Linked DNA regions of Homo sapiens: region 2 is linked to region 1. Evidence: read pairs that join two places in POLR2A ChIA-PET (ENCODE). Cell type or tissue: K562. All regions are shown on one strand. Links, peaks and the distances in the headings refer to the core of each region. The heading gives the core; the rest is flanking DNA.

Region 1 (2,899 bases), core at 1-2,500:
AGGGCCTTTGCATGTGTCAGCCCCTCTCTTAGGAGTGACTGCCCCAACAACACCTCCTTTTCCTACAGTCTGGCTCAAGTCTTCTCATCTGTCACTCAGCCTCCTGGGAACCTCATCGGAGCCCTGGGCCGAGTTAGGGCCTCCTCATGGCAACTCCAGACCCTGCTTCCTTCTGCCCTGGCCATATTCTGTATGGTTGCTGCCTGGGCCCCCAAAATACCTCAAGGACCAGGGTGGGTTCTGGGCATCTATGTCCCCAGGGCCTGGTAGAGTGCTGGACACAGAGCAGAGGCTCAAGAAAGCTCTGCTGAGTGGAGTTCGGCCATATAGAGGGACACTTCATTCTTGGTGCCCAGGCAAGCGGTGCTCCCTTGCCACCTCTGCACACATGCCGTGCCCACCTGGAATGCCCTTCCTTCCCTCAGCTCACTCGGCCCTCATCTTGAAGCCATTACCAAAGCACCTCCTCTGCATCCTCCCCATCTCAGTGTATCAGGCGCCCAAAGCCTTCCTCACTGCCCAGGCAGCTCTGACCACGTCCTCCCGCCCCCCGCCCGGCACTCCCATCGCAGGAACTCGACTTTCCCTGCCACTGTTTATATACGTAGCTGCTGCTTCCATCAGACTGGGAATGTTGACAGGGACTGGCAAAGAGCAAGGGTGAGGCCAACATTGTAGGATCCAAGTACGAACCAGGCAAAGGGGGATGGGCCTTCAAAACAGACTCCTCTCCCTACCCCACCCCTGCCCACCAACCATGGCACTGACACCAAGCCATGGTGGATGACAGGGTGGATGACTGTGTGTGTGGGGGTGTGTGTTTTCACACGTGTACTTATGCCTTTGTATGTCTGTGGGTATAATCCCGGTGGGTTTATGTACGTCTGTGCCCTTGTCCCTACCCATATGTGCCACATGTGAATGTGTGTGCATACACATCTGTTTGCATGTGGGGGTGCAGAAAGCTGGGCCCAGGGCCTGCCTCCACCTGTCTGCAGGGCTGTGTACCTGAGAAAATAAGCTTCTCCTTCATGATGCTGACGTCCCGGCTGGTCCGGCGCACCGCAGCACTCAGCATGATCTGCTCAGGGTTGTAGCTCCGTATGCCACCCAGGCGCCACCTGCAGAGATGGCCCCGTGGGCATCAGGTCTCTCCTCAGCCCTCCCTTGGAGCAGAGACCCTGCCTACTTCCAGAGCCTCTCTGGATGTGGCCCAAGAGACCAGCAGGACTCTTGTCCCACTGTACAATGGGGAAATAGGCCCAGAGAGGGCAGAGTTGGGGCTTGAATCAGAGCCTACTGACTCTCGGCCAGGGCTCCCTGGCCTCCCTCTTACCTCCAGAGCCGCCAGTCAGCAGCCCTGGCCCAGGACTAGGGTTGGTTAGTTCTGTCTCAGGTGTCCCCAGTAATGCACCTGGCTCTCTTTGAATGGGACAGATTTGGGAGCAGGAGGAGCTTAGTAGGCACGACTCTGTTGACCTAAGCTGGGGCACACACCAATCTCAGGGAGTCCCAGCTGATGTCTCTTATAGCTCCACCATCATGACCAGACTAAGTGAAGCCATTGGGGAGACCCCTTGAGAGGGAGGGAAGGAAAGCAGGGGGGTGGGGCCAGGTGGTAGGGGGCTTTGCCCAGAGCTGGTCTGCACAGGTTCCCAAGGCAAGGGGGTTAGAGTGACTTGGAGTGGGGCCAACTGCTGCTCTGTCCTGGCAGTCCTAATGCGGAGGGAGGTCAGAGCATGAATCCCTCTGATGGCTGAGACAGGTGCAAGGTGGGGGTAAAATTACTCAAGAGTGGGCTGGGAGGTGGAGCATGCACAGGGCATGAAGGGACCAGGCACTAAGTGGAAAGGACTCAGGTTTCTGTGCCCAGCCCAGGCCACTGTCTTCACTATTGTCATTCCTCTGAACTAGCCCCAGTCCCTGGCCTCTGAACTTAGACCTTTCCTGGGATCTAGGCAGAAGGATCACTGGACTCTCACCCCTGTCCCCACCAGGAGGAGGGGGTGATCAACTTGGGAACAAGAACCCAACTGCCTCAGGGACTGAACCCTGCTTGGGGGATGGAGAGAGCCAAGACTCCACAAGAAACCAACTGTGAGTTACTAGATGGGGTCAGCGCAGCAGAAGTGGACAGACAGATGGACAGGCGGATGGATGGATGAACAGAGCAGGCAGACAAGGGGAAAGCAGGAGGCGGGGGGTGGCACGGACACCCTGGCGAGGCTGGCTGCCCTATGAATCATTGAGGGCAGTGAGCAAATCTCTCTCTGTTCATCGCTGTGCCCCAGTACCATCAGTGCCTGCCGTGTCCCGGGAGCCTGACCTGTACTTGTTGAGTGAATGAATGGAAGAATAAGGCCCACAGGGAAAGAGTATCCTCCCCCGGCCTTGTCCCCCAGGGTACCTTCCTCCACCAGGCCTCTCCTGATCCCCAGGAGACAATGACACTGCCCTGGCTGTGTCTGAGCAGACCCAGCGTGTCTGTGCCAGCCACTGAATCACCATGGGGTGGCCTCCCCAGCACCCTGGGGCTCCATGTGAGAAGGCCCAACTCCTGCTGCAGACAGCATCAGCAACCAGTGTATGTGGATGTTGGTCAACTGGGCGGACACAGGAATGACTCAAGGAATGTCCCATAGCCAGGGACAGCATCTCCTCCTAGAAGCTGATTGGTGAAGCTGCCTGACCCAGGAGGGGCTAAGGCACTAGACGGAGGGAGACGTGGGTCCCTAAGCTCTAGGTCCCATCCTGGAAATTCATGTTGAAACCCAGAAGGACAGTGTCAGGCCAGGGTCTCTCGGCCAGGCATATCCAGAACAGGAAGCTCAGCCACTGTGGGGTCCTCTGAGGGGAATGAGGAAAAGGCTGTGTGTTGCGGGGAGCAAAGCAGGGATGG
Region 2 (2,903 bases), core at 237-2,736, 170 kb before region 1:
AGTATGGCTCTGGGGCCGGGGAGAACCACCCTCTCTGAGGTCTCTGGCCTCTGGGGCTGACCATGAGCAGAAAGGCCTGTCTGGCTGGCACATGTGGATGCCACCTGTGGCAGTGGGGACAGTCACATCAGGACTCGGGCCAGTCATGAAAGGGGCAGAGAGGGGCATGAATTTGACTCTTGTGCCTGAGGGCTAGAAAAGTAACCTGGTTCTTTAGGAGGTGGGGGGAGCAGTGTGGCTCTGTAGCCAGAGGAAGGACTTATTCCCACTGTGAGAGGCCAGGCCACCAGTAGTTTCACAGCATGTTCTGAATCCCCCAAGAATAGGCCCGGCAAACCCCACCCCACCACCCAGAAAACTACCCTTAGGAAGCATTCCCGTTTCTGGACAGCAAGGAGTAGTTTGGCTTAATGAAAGAGAAGACCATGAAGAACCTTTCTCCCAGAAGTGTCAGCTCAGATTCTACCTTGGGGGATCCCAGACAGAAGAAGGCTGGGGTAGGAGGATGTGAATCTAAATAGGGGGGCAGAGGACCTGTTCGTGAGGAAAGGGGAGGCTTGAGTGGGGTTTCAGGACTAGACTGCCTTTAAGAACAGCGAGTTCCCTTCTACCATGAAACATGTCCATTTAGGACCATGCAGGTGTCCACCTGGGTCCCCTGCCCAACAGGGTTCAGCCAGTGCATGGGGCATCCTCATGGGGTGACCTGAGACCCCCACACCCCAGATTTCTCCTGGGGGACAAGGGAAGATTGGCTTTGGAGCTGGAGCAAGAAAGCCACTTGGACCTGGAGGCGGTCCGCGCAGTCGGCCCAGGTCCTCCCCCTCTGGCCACTGTCCGGTGACTCGATGGCCTTTGACTGCAGGGAAATCCACATCGGTTGGTCCTCAGGAGTCAGAAGCAACAAGATCCCCAGTCCCCTGCCCACCCCACAGCCTGATTCCACTGGTTGGCGTGGGCAGGACAGGAGAGCCGAGCCCAGGGCCATGGACCAGCCCTGTGTGAGCCGAGCAGGCGCTGTGGATGGACGAACGGACTGACGGACGGACGTGCAAGGACGAGGGAGGAAGACAGACCCCACCAAGGCAGGAGGAAGAGGAACAGGCACGGAGGGTCCTTCAAGTCACATGCAGGCAAGCGGGTTGCTGAAGAGGCGAGCAGAGGTGGCTCTCAGCAGACGGGGTTAGACCAGCGGCTCCTCAGGAGTTAATAAGCATATATGCAAATGACCCCCTCCACCCCGCCCACCCGCGGCCCACCCCCGGATGTCTGCAGGCAGGGTTCAGCTTACTTTGTGTCAAGTTCTATGAGATTGGTATCTACTGGCGTCTCGTTCTCTGGAACTAAACACAGGGTGGGTGGGCAGGGTGTCCAGGGATTAGTGAGTGGATGAGCACGGGGCGAGTAAGCACAGGCCCCCACCCTGGGACAACCAGACTAACATGAGAAGGGCAAAGGATAAAGGGGAATGGAGATGGGGGAGGACTCATTCCTGGTACTGAAACACCCCAAATCATCTGAAAGGCAGGGAGGATGGCACCAGGAGGGCCCCGGATCCCCACTGCAGCCCCAGAAGAACAGAAAATCCTCTAAACTTCTGTTTCTTTTGACAGGTCTCCAACATGAATTACATTAATTCCTTGCATGCATGCCATTCACCAATTCTAAGACAATCTTTTTTATATTTTCCTTCACATTTTAACATCTCCAAATTTGGAGTGTGTCTTACCGTCGATGGCACTGCACAGTTTAACCATGGAAGTTTTTTCCTAATTGTACCTACTATTATGTTGTCTCTCTCCACTGAAAGTCTCAGATTCAATGAAATATGACCAATCTGCTATCACTTGAAAAACAGGCCAGGCCAGGCATGGTAGCTCATGCCTGTAATCCCAGCACTTTGGGAGGTTGAGGCGGGAAGATCACCTGAGGTCAGGAGTTTGAGACCAGCCTGGCCAACATGGTGAAACCCCGTCTCTACTAAAAATACAAAAATCAGCCAGGTGTGGCGGCAGCCGCCTGTAATCTCAGCTACTCGGGAGGCTGAGGCAGGAGAATCTCTTGAGCCTGGGAGGCGGAGGTTGCAGTGAGCTAAGATCACGTCACTGCACTCCAGCCTGGGCAACAGAGTGAGACTGTGTCTCAAAACCAAAAAAAAAAAAAAAAAAAAAAAAAAGAAGAAGAAAAACATGACAATAGCGTGTCCAACGGTCATCTTATCCAAGCAGCCCCTTCCCCTACTTCCAAACGGGATCCAGCCCATGCCTGGGTGCAAGATAGAGGCTCAAAGCATGGCCAATGAGTTCCCTTCTCCACTCCTGGCCTCCCTCTCCCATGGGGAACAGGAGCCACGCCTCACTGTCTCCTGGTGGGGTCAGAAGCAAATCGAGTTCTGGACCCCACAAAAGATCTGGGGACCCGAGAAAAGGGTGACTGGGCTGAGGGCGAACCCGGGGCGGGGTGGGTTACAGGGTCACGTGGCAGCTGCTAGAGAACCCCTACCCCAGAGACCTACAGATTCTGCTCACCTTCCCGATGCGGGGGTTCCTCTTTGGGCTTGGGGTGCATTAGGGTGAAGGGCAGTTCCACGGCCACGTCGCTGAAACAGAGACCCAGACCCAGTGAGCCTTGAGCGGACTCACAGGCTGTGAGACTTGATGTCGATGCCCTGTCAGTCCGAGGACTGCAGAGGGTTTTGCCGTCAGAGGAGGTAGATCCAAAAGATGCCCTCCAGCCCCAGTTCTGCCACTCGGAGCCTCGGTCTGCCTGGGAGCTGGACGAGGAGACTTCCTCTGGTCCCAAAAAGAAATGGAAGCCTCCTCTTTCCTGAGAAGGCTCTCTGGGTTCCCACGGGCTGGGAAGAGGCCCAGGGGTGGGAAAGGATTGCCCGGGGCAGCATGCAC

Evidence for each region. ChIA-PET counts read pairs that join two places held together with the same protein. Peaks named below come from ENCODE experiments on the same cell type or tissue, not always from the same donor. Only the 100,000 strongest peaks of a DNase experiment are listed, where the experiment ranks them.
Region 2: POLR2A ChIA-PET joins it to region 1 with 6 read pairs; 7 of 35 experiments call an interaction of 5 or more read pairs at or near these places.

Annotation. Positions count from the first base shown.
Region 1 is chr11:75,435,928-75,438,826 of GRCh38, forward strand. GDPD5 (glycerophosphodiester phosphodiesterase domain containing 5) reads right to left here. Exons shown (of 17, transcript NM_030792.8): 16 at 1,009-1,121. Among named protein-coding and RNA genes, the nearest start is that of KLHL35, 4.2 kb to the left of the region's middle. In K562, for the core only: no CTCF peak of the experiment used is centred there; no DNase peak of the experiment used is centred there.
Region 2 is chr11:75,266,361-75,269,263 of GRCh38, forward strand. It overlaps ARRB1 (arrestin beta 1), which reads right to left. Exons shown (of 16, transcript NM_004041.5): 14 at 2,529-2,599; 15 at 1,292-1,343. Among named protein-coding and RNA genes, the nearest start is that of TPBGL, 27 kb to the left of the region's middle. RefSeq lists an enhancer at 1-324. In K562, for the core only: no CTCF peak of the experiment used is centred there; a DNase peak (open chromatin) is centred at 1,271.